2 separate regions of the Mus musculus genome follow, and region 1 is linked to region 2. The links are chromatin loops, found by intact Hi-C in ENCODE. Cell type or tissue: gastrocnemius. All regions are shown on one strand. Each heading gives the region's core, and the rest is flanking DNA. Links, peaks and the distances in the headings are about the cores only.

Region 1 (7,168 bases), core at 2,602-5,101, 54 kb before region 2:
GCCCCTGAACCAGAACCATCCAGCCTAGAAGCCCATTCCACAGGCCCGCATGAGGCAAAAAGTGTACACCAGTTAAAGTTACCAAACTCCAGACTCTTTGTTACACAACAATAGCTAACCAACACACATTCTGACTCCTGGCACTGAGGAGTTCAATAATAGATAGATCCTATAATGCTCCCTCAATGTTCTGGACATTAACACTACCAGAAGGCCCAACGTTCATTTGCCATTCTTAGACAAGTCACTGTATCAAATACTTATATTAATTAAATGCGCCCAGACTTTACAAATATTAAAACAGAAACAATGATACATAATGATGTCCTGTGTATCTGAAAAAGCTAGGAAGGGTGATTTTGAATACTTCCATCAAAGGGAATGATAAATATGAAATGTAGATATATTTACACTAATATGAATGTTTTATATGTATACATTTATGAAAACATCTTGCTCTTGTAGAAATATATTTTAATGTATCTTCTTTAAATGGATTTAAATATTTTTCTTCCTCTTTTTTTCCAGGGTTTTTTTTTTTTTGGTTTTGTTTGTTTGTTTTTGCTTTTTGTCATTTGTTATTTGTTTCTTATAATGGGTTTCACATACCCTCTTGCCTCTAACTCCCGGGCTGCTGGGATTATAGACATGAGCCACTACTCCCAGCTTTTTTTATTTAAAGGTATATATACGGACAAGAATGATGCCTCAGAGCCTCAAGCTCCACAAAGCTGAGGATGGATTGGTCACGAAGCTGAGAGCTCAGGAGGCAGTCACTCAGAGCTTCACTCACAGTGAACCACAGAAGAAAACTCAATGGGGCCCAGGCTGCTCTGGGGATCCTGCGGTATTCCTGCAGAGAGCCAGCTGGTGGAAAGGAGGGCTCGATTCTGTAGGGGAAGGCCTGGGATTGGAGTAGCCCCACCTCCAAGGCCTCTAGGCTCTAGAATGATAACATTCAGTCGTCTATGAGTTCATCCATTTCAGAGGAAAATCTAGTAATTCACCCACTGACTTCTCAAGGAAATGTGGGTAGGAGGGGCCAGATATAACCATAAAAATGGACAAAATATGCCCAGAGAAATACAACACATGGGGTGCCACATCCCTATGACAGTCAGAAGATCAGTCATGGACATCCATCTCTATAACTTTGGCAGAGGAGCCAGCTAGAAGAGAAGAGCTGAGCTGACCTTAACCACCAAGAACAGTAGTTAAGCATACAAACAAACAAACAAACAATAGTGCTGGCATAAGCCTTCCTGCTTTAATCATAGCTAAATCCCAAGCTTGAAGTCTCCTACCAGTTTCTGTTAGCTTGTTACTCTTCCCAACCCCTGCTGCTGCACTCGTACAGGAGAAAGCAACCCCACAAGGTGGGGGGGGGGGGGGGGGCAGGTATCACTCTCCACCTGTCTATCTTTGGGAACAAAGGAGCCGGGAAGTCTGTCTCCCTTTATCCAAACCAACAAAATGGCAGTAAATCCTTAGTTTCAGCCAGTCTTCCACTTTGTCTGCATTCTGTCACTGTCAAGAATCAGGGAAGAAACATGACTAGAACCGTCCAATCCAAAGGCACTACCGGCTTCTCAATCCTGCTCCCTGAAGAGGTTCAGTAAACCTTCAGGCTGAAAATCTCCACCCAGGGGGCACAGGATAGACTCCAGCTTCCCAGAGGTGACAAGGGAGTTGATGTACCCCATAGTACTGTAGGAAAACTAAGGCACAGAGAAACAAGGTGACCTTTGGATGGAATAGTCCAGGATGAAGCCACCACTGCTGAGCCACAGGTATTGTTGGGGCTAGTCGAGGCCCATGGCGCCACGTAAACCATGTCACCTTTTCCTTGGTCCCCTGAGAAAGTATGCCAACCCTACAGGAAAAGTCTTCTCACTAAAAAATATTTAAAGGCGTAAGCAGTACCCTGGTTAATTACACCCAGAAAAGGCTGACTTGGGAGTAAAGAAGTTAAGAATGAGACGCCTGGGAGAGAAGCATTCAGAGGCCAATGTGTCATCTGCAGCGACGTGGACCAAACGCAGCCAACAGGGCAAGGGAACAGGATGCATCTATGAGCAGCGCACATTCCTTAGGCTTCTGCATAAACCCTGAGGCAGGAGACAGCCCCATTTTACAGATGTGGAAACTAAATGACAGAGAGGTCAGGCTATATCCAGGTCACATAGCCAATAAAAGCGCAGAGCCAAGATTCTAACCCTGGCAGTCTGGCCTGTGGATCTACTCTTAAATAATGTGATAGCATCTATCCACCTGCTTCAGAAACTTCTCCCGTTCTAAGGCTTTCTGTGTGATGTGAAGGTTTCCTTAGGCTGTCCCCTATTTGTGTTATGTAATTATTTAAAAAGGATCTTCAACTCCCTGCTTTCTCTAAGGCTCGAAGATAACCAACGATGAGACATAAGACAATCAAACTAGAGAGTCTTATCACAGAAAGGGGGTAAAATAAATCTGAAAACACGATTCACAGACACACTGTGTCTCTTCTCTTCCCCACATTGACTTCCAAGTCCCCTAGGCATCTCAGTAAAAACGGGCACCATGATCAAATTCCAAAGTGTGTCTCCCACACGGAGAAAAGCTTACTAGGTGCCCAGTGAGAAGCAAACATGATATATTACTACGTTACTATACAAGAGGAGACTAAGATCATTTCCCAGTATGACGTTAAAAAAAAATCAAGTCTGTAACATTCAAAGCATCTGAAGATGCTGCAGTTCGCTAAGGTAAAAACATCTCCCACAACCCTGCCTCTTCACAAGCCTTTGCTTTCCCAATACAAAGTCACAAAATGGAGAGAATAATAAAACCTGTCCTCTTATCCCTTCGGGGCATCGAGATCACTTCAGAGAAGCCTGAGACATTTACCTAGTGTTTACTAAGAAGGGCCATATGCCTGGTAGTCTTGGGTCATGTGACATGGCACTTTAGGACACACTGGCGCTCCCTGCACCTGCTACAATGTCCCTCCCAGTTTTGGGGACTCACTGAGATGCAGCAGAACTCTCGTACATCCCTTGCAGGGCTCAGCCCCAAGAGTATCAAGACAACTGACCCACTCAGCTCTTGGGCTCCTCTTTCTTGACATCTCAACTCTCCCCCTTTTATTCAGCTTTTGTAGAAACTTCTAGAAACCCAAGTCACCTGACTCCAGCCTGATACCTCAAAGCAGGTCTGCCTGTGGCTGTGGGCTCATCAGGAAACTGCATGGAAATACAAGCAGGAACACAGAATCGTATGTCCTGGGCCAGTTGAAAAAGTTTCACTATGGAGTTTAAGCTGTTCTAGACACAACAGAACAATAAGACCAAAAAGCCTCTTCAGGCAAAGAAAACAATATAATCTCATCCCTTGTCTGGCCGGAAATACGAATTCGAAGATAAAGGTACCAGAGCCTGGAACACTAGGGCCCTACATGGCCTGTGATAATCCCTGCAAAAAACCACACTGGTACCCATGACTCTGGACATTACATCATCCACTCCCTTAAACATTAGCTAAGACCTGTGGATGGAGAACCACCCAGGGCAGGGTAGAATGTCCAGCTATATGCCTTCGATTCACTTGTGTACTAGTTAAGAACCAATTAGAGAACTTGGGGGAAGAGAGTGGGTAGGTCTCAGGAAGCTGAGAGACAGTTCACACTCAGTACACCTGGAGTGGCAAGCATAGCCTGAACGCTGACGGCACAGTCCCTCAAGTGGCCCTCTGGTCACAGTGGCCCTCTAAACGGGATGCCTTCTGTCCTGCTTGCTGACTGAAAGGAGTTGGAAACCCTACCACCGGCCCTCCTGTGTCATTATTCAACAACAAACAGAAACTATATTTAGAACTGTTTCCATGAAGGCGCCACGGGCAAAGGCCACTCAACCTCGGAGACGCAGAAAGGTGAAATGAGGTTACCCTCCCCGCTCCCAGCCATCTATTCAACACAGCATCTCATTTTATAAATGGACCTTAAAATTCACAGGAGGAAAGACAGTTTTCCCAGGAGCCACTGCGTCCATTCTGCAAAATTACGTAACTCAGAAAATGAGGGTTGTGATTTGATTATGCCTTCAACAGCCTGGTGCCAAGGCGACCAGCTCACCGTGCCCATCAACCGCTGGTAGGGAACAAAAACACAGAAGAGCAGAACAACTCTAGATAAACCCTTTTGCAGTAACCCACGTAAGTTAAGTCTTAAGCAAACCTCTTGATAGCCTCAGTGGCCCAGGTTTGCCGCACCCCACCCTAAAGCAAACTCCACGGAGGGTTTTTGGCCCACCCAGTTGGGTAGAAAAGTACACAGCTCCAAGCTTGGGCTGACTGAGTAGTTTGTCCTTATTGGAAGTTTATACTTGCCTCACACACAAGGGGTACTGTTGGAAGGAATCAAATAATTTACTGTTGGACATTCTGGTTTCAAGGACAGCACATGCCCTTAGGAAAGCAAAAATGTTACCATTTACCTTTTAAAAAAAAAATTACTAGCTTTTTATTTCGAAGCAAGTTAATGGAAATAGGGCTTTTTCAAAAATGCAGTTGAAGGTGCTGAAACCTCCTGGAATCAACCTCCTTCTGTAGAATGTAGAGCTGTTTAACAGAGGGAAATTAAAAAAACAAAAAACAAAAAAAAAGTTCTTAAGAGTTGTATTCCAGTGTCCTGCAGGAGCCCCAGGTGAGGCCTCCCTTGAGCCCACAGATCTCTACCTACGCTCTGAGCTGTCACATAGGTTTTAACTAAAGCACATTTATTTATCATCTCAACTGTTCTTTGTCCTCCTCGCTGGGCTTAATGTAGACAAAACAGGGCTAATTGTGTCTATTTCACCAGTAAGAGTGGAGGCTGCTTTCATAATCTTGTCACAAGAACCAAGCCACTTGAGACACCCCAGAGGTCATTCGTCTACGGTGCTGCGCTGGGGAGACCAGGATTCCTGAGTGAAGAGGACTATGTCATCTTTCTGCACTCGGGACAAGACACTCGTCCTTGACTGTAAGCGTGCAGCCAGGTCTTTCTATACAGGCCCAAGTGGATAGGCTCCTTGCCTGGAACAGCCTCTCACAGACCCAGGTCAAATGTCCCCCTCTTAATTCTGGGAATTTCACAATGCAAAGGGACAGGGAGGGGAAGGGAGGGGCGGGGCTTCACTTTCAGATGTTTCCATTTTTCTCAGCAAGGTTCATACTCTAAAAGCAAAAGATGCTGAATTCAAAAGGAAGGTAATGATTATTTTTCATGACAAAAACCTTCCCAGGCAGCAATACCGCTGGCTTTCTCTATCCATCCACCTACCCAGGTTATCCACCTCATCCACAATTTCTGAGTTCTTTGGTTTTGTGTGTAGCGGACAGAGTTCAACATTGGGTGTCTTCCTCTATGACTCTACACATTTTAAAAAGTCAGAGTCTCTCACTGAACCTGAAAGCTCACCAGCTCAGCAAGATGGCTCAGCAAGGCCCAGGCATCTTTCTATTTGTCTCTCCGTACTGCTGGGGATGCAACTCGGGTTCTCATGTACACGCATAGCAAGCATACCAACTGTGCCATGTTCTCTGACCCCGCCCCCCAGGTTTTCCAACTTAAATATGGATGTAATTTTGTATATATTTCCTTTTTTAAAAAAATGGGTATTATACATTTATATCAAACCTAAACATGAGACTCCATTACAAAACGCTGGGGTTTCTGAGTGGGCTCCAGGACCACTCCACCCAGCTGGTGGGAGCACCTTCAGCATCAGCCAGCGAGCTCCATGGTTGCAGAACAACAGAAGGATACAACCCAACTGAGCTAATCCTTAGGGGTTGGTCAGCTGGGTTGTTCAGTTTGTCTGTATAAACAGTGCCACAATGGACATCCTTGAATAAGTCCTTTATTATTTGAGAAGAACTTTGTTTGATTACTGCCTGGGATGACATTCTTCTAGGTGGAACTCCTGGGCTCTGGGTTTGCTCTTAGGAGAGGGACTAAGGATGAGAGGAGCTGCTGATATATTTTGCTGGTACCACAACTACATTTCAGTTGATTTACTGAGTCAAAGGAGGCATGTGTTGAATAGAAAGCACACTGCTGGTGTCAGAAACACAAGTTACACAGCAGAAGGTCAGCTGGCCACACTAACCAACCAAGGAGTGGCGTTTCCGCAGTGACGAGCTGAAAGCCACACAACAGCCCTGCCCTCACTCTGGACGCCACACCACCCTGGAGCCTGAGAAAAGGCACCATGGAGGACGATTGGTCTGGGCTCCTTGGACAGACAATGGCTGGGCTCCTTGGACAGACAATGGCTGCGTTGCTCCATCTCTCTGGACCTCACTCAGGCTAGTCTTGTTTACATGTTAGACAAGATGACCATGAAAGAGGCTGTTCCTTTGACGAGAACAAATTGCTTCTCTAAGTGCTGGGTTCTACTGTGCTCTGTAACCCACTAAATGGAGATTTCATCTTTATTAGTCCCCATACCCAATCACTCCATCTCCTTACCCAGAGGTCTCTCTGACCAAGTGTTCCAGTAAACACGTAGAGCCTCCTACATACAGTGAAGCAGGGCAGAGGCCTTCCGAGGGCTTCCAGGTCAGCCTCCAACTGTGCAGTTGAGTGTAACACCTACACTCCCTGTCCAGACAGTCTGGCTGGCAGTTAGCACTCAAGCTTCCTGAATTCAAACAACATCCCTCCCTCCCAGCAATGAGACCTAAGATAGCTCCTGAAGCAGCAGGTGCCTGGACCTCAGGGCCCAATGAGTGTCTTCCTGCAGGACCACTACATGAATGACAAATGGAAGTGCATAAGGTGTTAAGAACAGAGCCTGGTAATCAACGCATGCCTAATAACACTAATAAGCATTGGGGACAATTATCCTTTCACCCAGGACACTCTTAGGGCTATTCGTTCTTACGTTACCAGTTGCTCCTGAAGACACTAAGGAAATATAAATCATTGCTCAAGACATGGTCCACCAGTCCTTACTAGGAATGCGAAGATGCCAACTTGAACAGGCAGTCTAGAATTCTTTATCCAAGGCTTGCATTTTGGAGGTTTCTGATTTCGGACAGGCAACAAGATGTGTGCATCGTATTCTACAGCACCCACCTCCCTGCTCTGCCTGCTTCTACTCAAAGACATTAGAAGTTTTTCAGAAAAATCCATGTACCCTCATAGTCA
Region 2 (7,168 bases), core at 2,163-4,662:
CACACTCAATAACCGTGGCTTCTCTAGGAGTCCAGAATCTCAGAGCACCGATGGGAGCACCTCCGGGAGCCTGCACACATAACAGGCTGCCAGCCTCTGCCAATAAATGCCTGACCTCCAATGTGTATTACTTTTCAAGCCCTACCAACACACCTGCACGATGCACACCCCCTGTCTAGCCATACTGCATCCAACAGTCTTCTCCCTTCTTGTTCTTCAAGAGTTAGCATCAAACTACCTCCACAAAGACTGTACTCTTCCTCAACAGGTTACCCAACCTTCTTTACCATTTGGATCATACCCTTTCCCATCCCACAGGTCACTGCTGTGTTCTCAACTTGGAGCAGATGCTATGGACTGCCAGCTCTATATCTGTGTCTCCATCACTTCACGTCAATTCTCCTTAAATCAAAGTGTATGGTGTTCTAAGAGGTTTGGCTAGCCATCATCAAGGCTCTTGTACTTTCAGGGTTGGTATCTGGTAGAGTCAGTAAGACCTGGACTTAAAATACTGTAAAGCTCAAAACAAAGCACCTAGGTCAATAATTACTGAAATACTGACAGCAGCAACTCTGTGCTTTGATGAAGGGACAGCCCCCTGCCCCACGCCACCATCACTCTGCCTGTCTTTGCAGGTCATTCCTAAAACAGTGGTGCTCTTAGCTGTTTGCTCCATTCTTAGAGCCATGCTTGAATGAAAGTGGTTCTGAGATGGTGGTCCTCCTGCCCATACCATCTCAGAGCCTCAGGCTGGCTGGCAGGCACTAGGCACTCAGTAAGGAATAAACACTGGAATGCCTACCACAGCCTCCAGTGGGTATAGGTGCTCCATTAGCTGACAGCCAGTAGAAGAACTGAGGACAAGCTCAAACATTAGAAATCCAGAGTTAAAACCTGAACTTCATGCCATTTCACTTACATTTTACACACACACACACACACACACACACACACACAACCAGGTGTCCCTGCAGTGAGTGTATCCTGCCTCCATCTATTTTAGCTTGTGCAAGCTCAGTATGCTCTGTGGTGTGTGTACCACAACACCACCTAATAAGGCATCATAAAACAGTGCAGGACTGGGCTTTAGGAGGAGGCTGGGCTAGCTCAGGCCATGCGAGAATGTGTCATGACCATGTGTCAGGGAGAAGGGCATGGAGAGAGATGTGATCCCCAAAGGTCTCACAGTCCCAAGGGCAAGGAAGCAAGAAAAGATGTGATATAAGCTGCAAAGAGACCCTTGAGCTGGGCTCTTGAAGGACACAAAACCCAAGGCCAATGCATTTAAGCTGCTCCATTGGCAGTGCGAAGCCCAAGGAAGCACTGAGGGGGGGTCTCAAATCCCCTGCAAGAGAGAGTCAATGCCCAGAGGGGCAGTAAGTAAGGATCACGAGCTGACGCGTGGTGAGTGGCTTGAGCAGGATCTTGGGGCTAGCCACAGGCTCGTCCATCTCCTGAGCTCATGGAAATTTGCTAAATTCAGTAAGAGGCAAAAGATAAAAGGGCCATATATCCCTGTATTCTGGGGGTTGCAGTCAAAGAATTTCTGGATATGAAAATTTAAAAGCGGACATTTAGAACACACTATATGGAGGGGGCCACAAAGACGGGCCCTCAGAGACTGCTTGGGGGACAGGAAGGAGGCTCACCTGTTTACCAAAAGGACATGAGACACAGCTTTGTCATCCTAGCAGCCTGATATGAATAGAGAGACCCCAGCCAGGAAGGAAAGGCAACATCCAGGAAGAGGACATCTGTAGGACAAAGTGTCCCTCCTTCTTGAGCTGACACCTGCTAAGGACTTGGAGCACAGGAAAGAGCAGGGCTCTTGGACAAGCGAGACGCTAAGCCATTAATCCTTCAAGGTCTTCACCAGTGGGGGAAAAGGGCCACAGACGCACCCCTACAGCCTTGCAGAGCAGGGAAAAGCTAACAGACAGGCGGCTTAAAACCGTGGCTGCCGAGATTGCAGCTGCAGAACATCTAAGACGGCAAGATGCTGGGTGACCCGATCTACAGCAGCAAGGGAAGGCCAGATGCTGGAATCTCACCCTTGCACCCTGAAGAAGCTGCCAAGAAACCACTCCCCTGGAACAGGAGGTGTGCACGGCCGCCACTGCACCCATCTGGATGCGTGATTCACAGAGAACCTTTCAGGACCCTGAAGCAACGTCTAAGGACAAGACGGGAACAAGAAAATCTGGCTCAACCCTCCACAACTTAACTGTTGTGGTGACTGGAAGCACCCACAGAACACATCTGGATAGCAGCTGGATAGCAGCTCTCTCCAGTGAGGAAAAGCCAGGTCTGATTCATCTCACTGACCCCTGACCACCAATAGCTCCAAAGAGCCAGGGGGCTTGAATTCTGATGAAGGTTTTTTTGTTTTGGTTTGGTTTGGTTTTGGGGGGTTGGGGTGGTGTTTGCTTGTTTTTATTCTTTAATTCTAAGTTCAGTTGGCAGAATGGCTGCCCAGCAGGCATGAAACCCTGGGTTCCCTCTCCAACTACTGCAGAAAACTGTCTATGTTATTTCAGAACTTGGGAGGTAAAGGCAGGAGATGAACAGTTCGAGGTCATCATGAGCCATGCAATGATTCTGAGGCTGGCCAGAGAGATCTCATCTTAAGAAACCAAAAAATAATAATCCTGTAAGAGTGTCAGCAGGAGTGTGCTGGGTGCCACTTGTCCACACACAGCCCCCCAGAGAACAATCTGCATTGATTTCCAAAACAGCATGGTGAGGATCTGCATAGCTTTTTTTTTGAGAGAGAGAGAGAGAAGGAAACTGAGGTTTGATAGGATTTACATGGTATGTTCATGATCACCCAGCTGTCCCTGAAAGCAACTGGAAATAGATGGAACAAATGACCTCTTGAGACCAGCAGCTAATGTTTCAAGCGACACAATGAACATACACATGAATCAAAACAGCACTTGTTCACTGATAATGCGGGTTTTTTTTTTAATTTATGGTTTTGTGGGGTGTGTGTGTGTGTGTGTGTGTGTGTATGTGTGTGTGTGTGTGTGTGTGTTCGAGACACGTGCGTGACAATGCTTGCAGAGACCAGAAGAAAGAATGTCTGATAGCCTGGAGCTGCTGTTACAGGTGGTTGTAACCTTACATAGAAGACTGGGAACAGAACTTGGGCCCTCTACAAGCAACAACGGTTCCCTGCTGACCCAACTGGTCAGCCCCGCGCCGTTTCCATGTCTGTGCAATGTTTATGTTTTTTTATGTGTTCATTAAAAGATAAAGTCAATTTGACTAAAAGAAATAAAAACCTTTAGAAACAATCATCGTAAAGAGTGGAGATTGTGTTCTTCTACCAAAGGACAGTAAGGACAGATGGTGGGGCTCACCCAGGCTCCACGCTCCGCCCACGGATGCTAAGGAACCAGTAGGTTCCTCCATAAAAGAAAAAGAAGCCACAGGCTAGAACAAAACTCTCCCAGGCAGCTGACACTTGGGCCCAAAGGAGACAAAGGAAGGACACTGAGTGACTGATCCTTATCACCCTCAGGTCTGTCACAGCTTCAAATTAAGTCTTTTTTTTTTTAAGAGTCCCGTGACCATTTTAATTTTTAAAACGGTGGAGGTGGAGCAGAGTTCTCTTACGTAGTTTAAAAATGAAACAGGAAGACATGGAGTGATCACCTCTCTTCCTGATCAAAATGTACTTCGCTAATGAACGGCCACTGGCCTCCAAAGCATAGTCCCAAGGCTCCCTAAGAAAGTCACGTGAACCTCAGCATCACAAAGGGTGAGACGGGTGAACGGCGGCGGGACTCCACAGCCTGCCTCCTCCGTTGCTCATCAAAATTCTGGACAAAACTGATTTTTTTTTATTTATACAAGACATTAAAGAATATTATGACAGTACTCATATGAAATCCGTTCTTCACTGCCACAGATTTTCTTTGGTCTCAAGTTACAGTTTCTTTCCACCCGTCTTGTTTAACACCTCCACGGAATATTTCCCTGGCAAGTGTGAGCAGGGAGGGGCGGCCAGAAAGCAGAGAAATGAGTTTTAACTGAAACATAGACTGACACTTCATTTACAAGCTGTTCACCCAGTCCACACAGAAGAGTGCAGTCTGGCCTGTCACCATGACCCCAACACACACACACACACACACACACACACACACACACACACACGTTTTATGAAAGGAAGATAAATAAAACATAAATGAGGCTTCACTCAAAGTTCTAGACTCTTGCCAGCCTGGATGCTGTCCCCAGCAGTCACCTTGGTCTGGAACCCTGATGGCCAGTTCTGTGGGAAAACAAGCAAACAGGGCAAATCCTTTCCCTACCCTACTCCAGTTCCCAACCATGGCACAACTACACCTCAACAACTCCTGCTTTCCTGAGCTGAGCAACCCCAGAAGCACCTGAAAGAATATACCCCAAGGGATCAGACAGAGAACACATGATAGTGTCATATAATTAAATGACGTCACAAGGGGTGGAAAATGACCAGAACCCCAGACCCTGGAACTTCAGTAAGGCTGCCGTCAGTTCTACTCTTTGTAGTCTTCTGACCTTAGGGAGCCATGTCTCCTCACTTCTGACAGGGAGGCAACGCGTCGTGGTAACCCAATAGGACTACATAGCAGTCAACACTCCAACTGCAGAGGCAGATGCCTAGGTGGTTTTTTTTTAATATCGCTACACAGCCAGTCAATGTTTCAGCTGCCTCCTCTGTCCAGTGGAGCTGACACACCACCCCCATGCCAACTGCCTGGGACACACATTCAGTTAGTGTTCTCACTGGATCTCTCAGAGAACTAGTATGAGGCCCTCCATAACAAAAGTGAGAGGTTTAAGAGGCAGGAAGATTTGAAGTTCAAGGCCTCTCTCTCAAAAATAACCAGTAACAACAGTGGATCATCCTTTGGCATCAGCAAGTGTCACACCCATGCTAGGAGCGCATTTATTTCACCCATAGCCAACTTTGAGCAAGGGGATGGACTCTCAAGGAAGTTGCGTGATTTGGGCCAAGTTCCTAACAGTTAATGACGGGCACAGCTGCCATCTGAGACCAGGTGGTCCAGCTTGCAATCCTGCTCCATCGTGACGACGATTAAAACAGCCGTGACAATGGCGAGGATGGAGGATGAGGAGAGAGGCCCTCACCAGGACGCTCTCGGGGTTTTTTTTCACAGAAACCTTTGTGGAGGAGCTGATATCATGATTCCTGGTTCAGAGATAAGGAAACTAAGACAGGGCTGGGATGCAGGTGTGGATATGGGACAGCAAAGACCTTTACAAGGTGACAGACATGTCATTAAATGTTAAAAGAAACAAAGGTCCCATTACTAAATCCCTGAATTTCCAAGGCCATCGGTCTTTTTCAACCAGTTTGATATTAACACATTTATCTGAGAACTCACAAACACCCCAGGCTGAGGCCTGGGCTGCAAAATGGGGACAGTTCGAGTTCCTTTGACAGATCTGAGACATCATCTATCTTGTTTTCAAACAACCACAGCACATTAACACAAAATACCACCTTCCTGCTGAAGAAGAAAGTTGATGAGAACAGAGAGAGAGAGAGAGAGAGAGAGAGAGGGGGGGGGGGTGGAGGGGGCAGGTCTGAATCCATGGTTTCACCAAGTCAGATTTTCCCAGTTTCCCTAAAGGGAAATCTGATCCAAGTTGTGAGTGATCCAGTGACTAACCTGGAAATCTGAAGATTCACACTAGGGAAGAAATGATAATTCTTCCAGACCCAGGAAATACTGCTGGTACAGAGACGGAAAGGTTCTCAAGCAAACATGAAAAGCAACTCATAGTTAAAGCCAGCCCCAAAGTTTAGGCCAGGTAAAGGAAATTCCTGTGACCTGTTTAAGCATTAGGGGGAAAAAAAGCCACCTTCAAGTATGAATTTCTACTCACTTAAGGGATACCAGTTTCATCTTTAGGAAGGAAGGAAGGAAGGAAGGAAGGAAGGAAGGAAGGAAGGAAGGAAGGAAGGAAGGAAGGAACAAACAAACTTACTTCTTACTCGTTCATGTGACAGGTCCCAGACCTGAAATTCTCAAATCCCATTTACAACAACCACCTTTTCCTTCGCTAATGTGCAAAACCATTTTCTCTTCTACCCGATTAGAAGGCTCCACTCTGAGAGCCTTGGCTGAAGGGAATAAACGGAATTTCTCAAGAGCCGTCATCCTTTTTCTCTTCCTGCACCTACAGTCAGAAACTCCGTAGCCCTCTTCCCAAAAACACGTCAAGGCACATGTTTTAATGCGGTGCAGTGGACGGGAAGAGCAGTACAGCAGACAGGAAGGGCAGATGTAAAAGGCAGGAGGAGGATCGGAACACCTTAAATCAGATGGAGGAGCTGCAGGCAGGGCTGCCTCCAGCTGCCTCCACAGAGCCACAGCTGGCAGGTACAGGGGAAACATTGTTACCTGCGTACTTCACAAAAGTGCAGCAGTAAGTACATCTTGCAATGCTACTCCTATGGGGTCAGCCGTTTCAGACTCCTCCTCCCAGGTCCTGGCTGTTGGAACTCAGAAGCTGAGCAGTGTTAGTTTCTCCCAGCTCTGATTGATCCAAAACCTGAAACTGGGGGCATCCCTAGCTCCCTCTCCCCAGACCTATAGCTTTAGGGAGAGGGGGAACCTACGGAAAGTTTTTTTCCCTTTCCAAGAAAGGATAAGCTGTTTTTACTGACATTCTCCTCTTCTTCAAAACCTCCAGATTGTTAAGACCTCCATAGAGTACCTTCCGTAGAAAGGCATAAGGAAATGTTCAACTTTTCCTGACAGGATCTCAGAGATGCTTTAGAATAAACAGAACACTTGCATAAACTCTGCAGCGGGCAGTTCTCACATGAAGGACCACACTGGCCCCCTCCCCGGCCGGATGGCTTGAAACCCACATCGGCATGCTGGCTTGCAGAGGCAGGGTCATCTCTCAGAACTGCTCACCTGGGCCTTTCACCTCCCTCTGCTGAGACCCTGGAGACAGAACCACCAGCCTCCAACAGTTGCCAGTGTTCGGTCTGAAGTGAGAAAGCCTTGTTAAAAAGCCCACCCATGGCTCTTCTACCTACTTACCTTAGGTTGCGCTCGACGAGGAAATGCAACTTTTGGGTCAATCTGGAGAAAAATAAAATAAAAACAAAAAAATGAGTAAGTCAGTGGAGTAGTTT

Evidence for each region. Hi-C counts contacts between places; a loop is a spot of excess contacts. Peaks named below come from ENCODE experiments on the same cell type or tissue, not always from the same donor. Only the 100,000 strongest peaks of a DNase experiment are listed, where the experiment ranks them.
Region 1: a loop joins it to region 2, with 4 times the contacts of the local background. A loop is called at or near these places in 7 of 42 quality-filtered maps.

What each region holds. Positions count from the first base shown.
Region 1 is chr11:88,651,075-88,658,242 of GRCm38, forward strand. The region is part of intron 5 of Msi2 (musashi RNA-binding protein 2); the gene reads right to left. Among named protein-coding and RNA genes, the nearest start is that of 0610039H22Rik, 35 kb to the left of the region's middle. In gastrocnemius, for the core only: no CTCF peak of the experiment used is centred there; no DNase peak of the experiment used is centred there; H3K4me3 peaks cover 980 bases; H3K27ac peaks cover 2,500 bases.
Region 2 is chr11:88,705,365-88,712,532 of GRCm38, forward strand. Msi2 (musashi RNA-binding protein 2) reads right to left here. Exons shown (of 14, transcript NM_054043.3): 5 at 7,074-7,115. Among named protein-coding and RNA genes, the nearest start is that of Msi2, 9.3 kb to the right of the region's middle. In gastrocnemius, for the core only: no CTCF peak of the experiment used is centred there; no DNase peak of the experiment used is centred there; H3K27ac peaks cover 1,563 bases.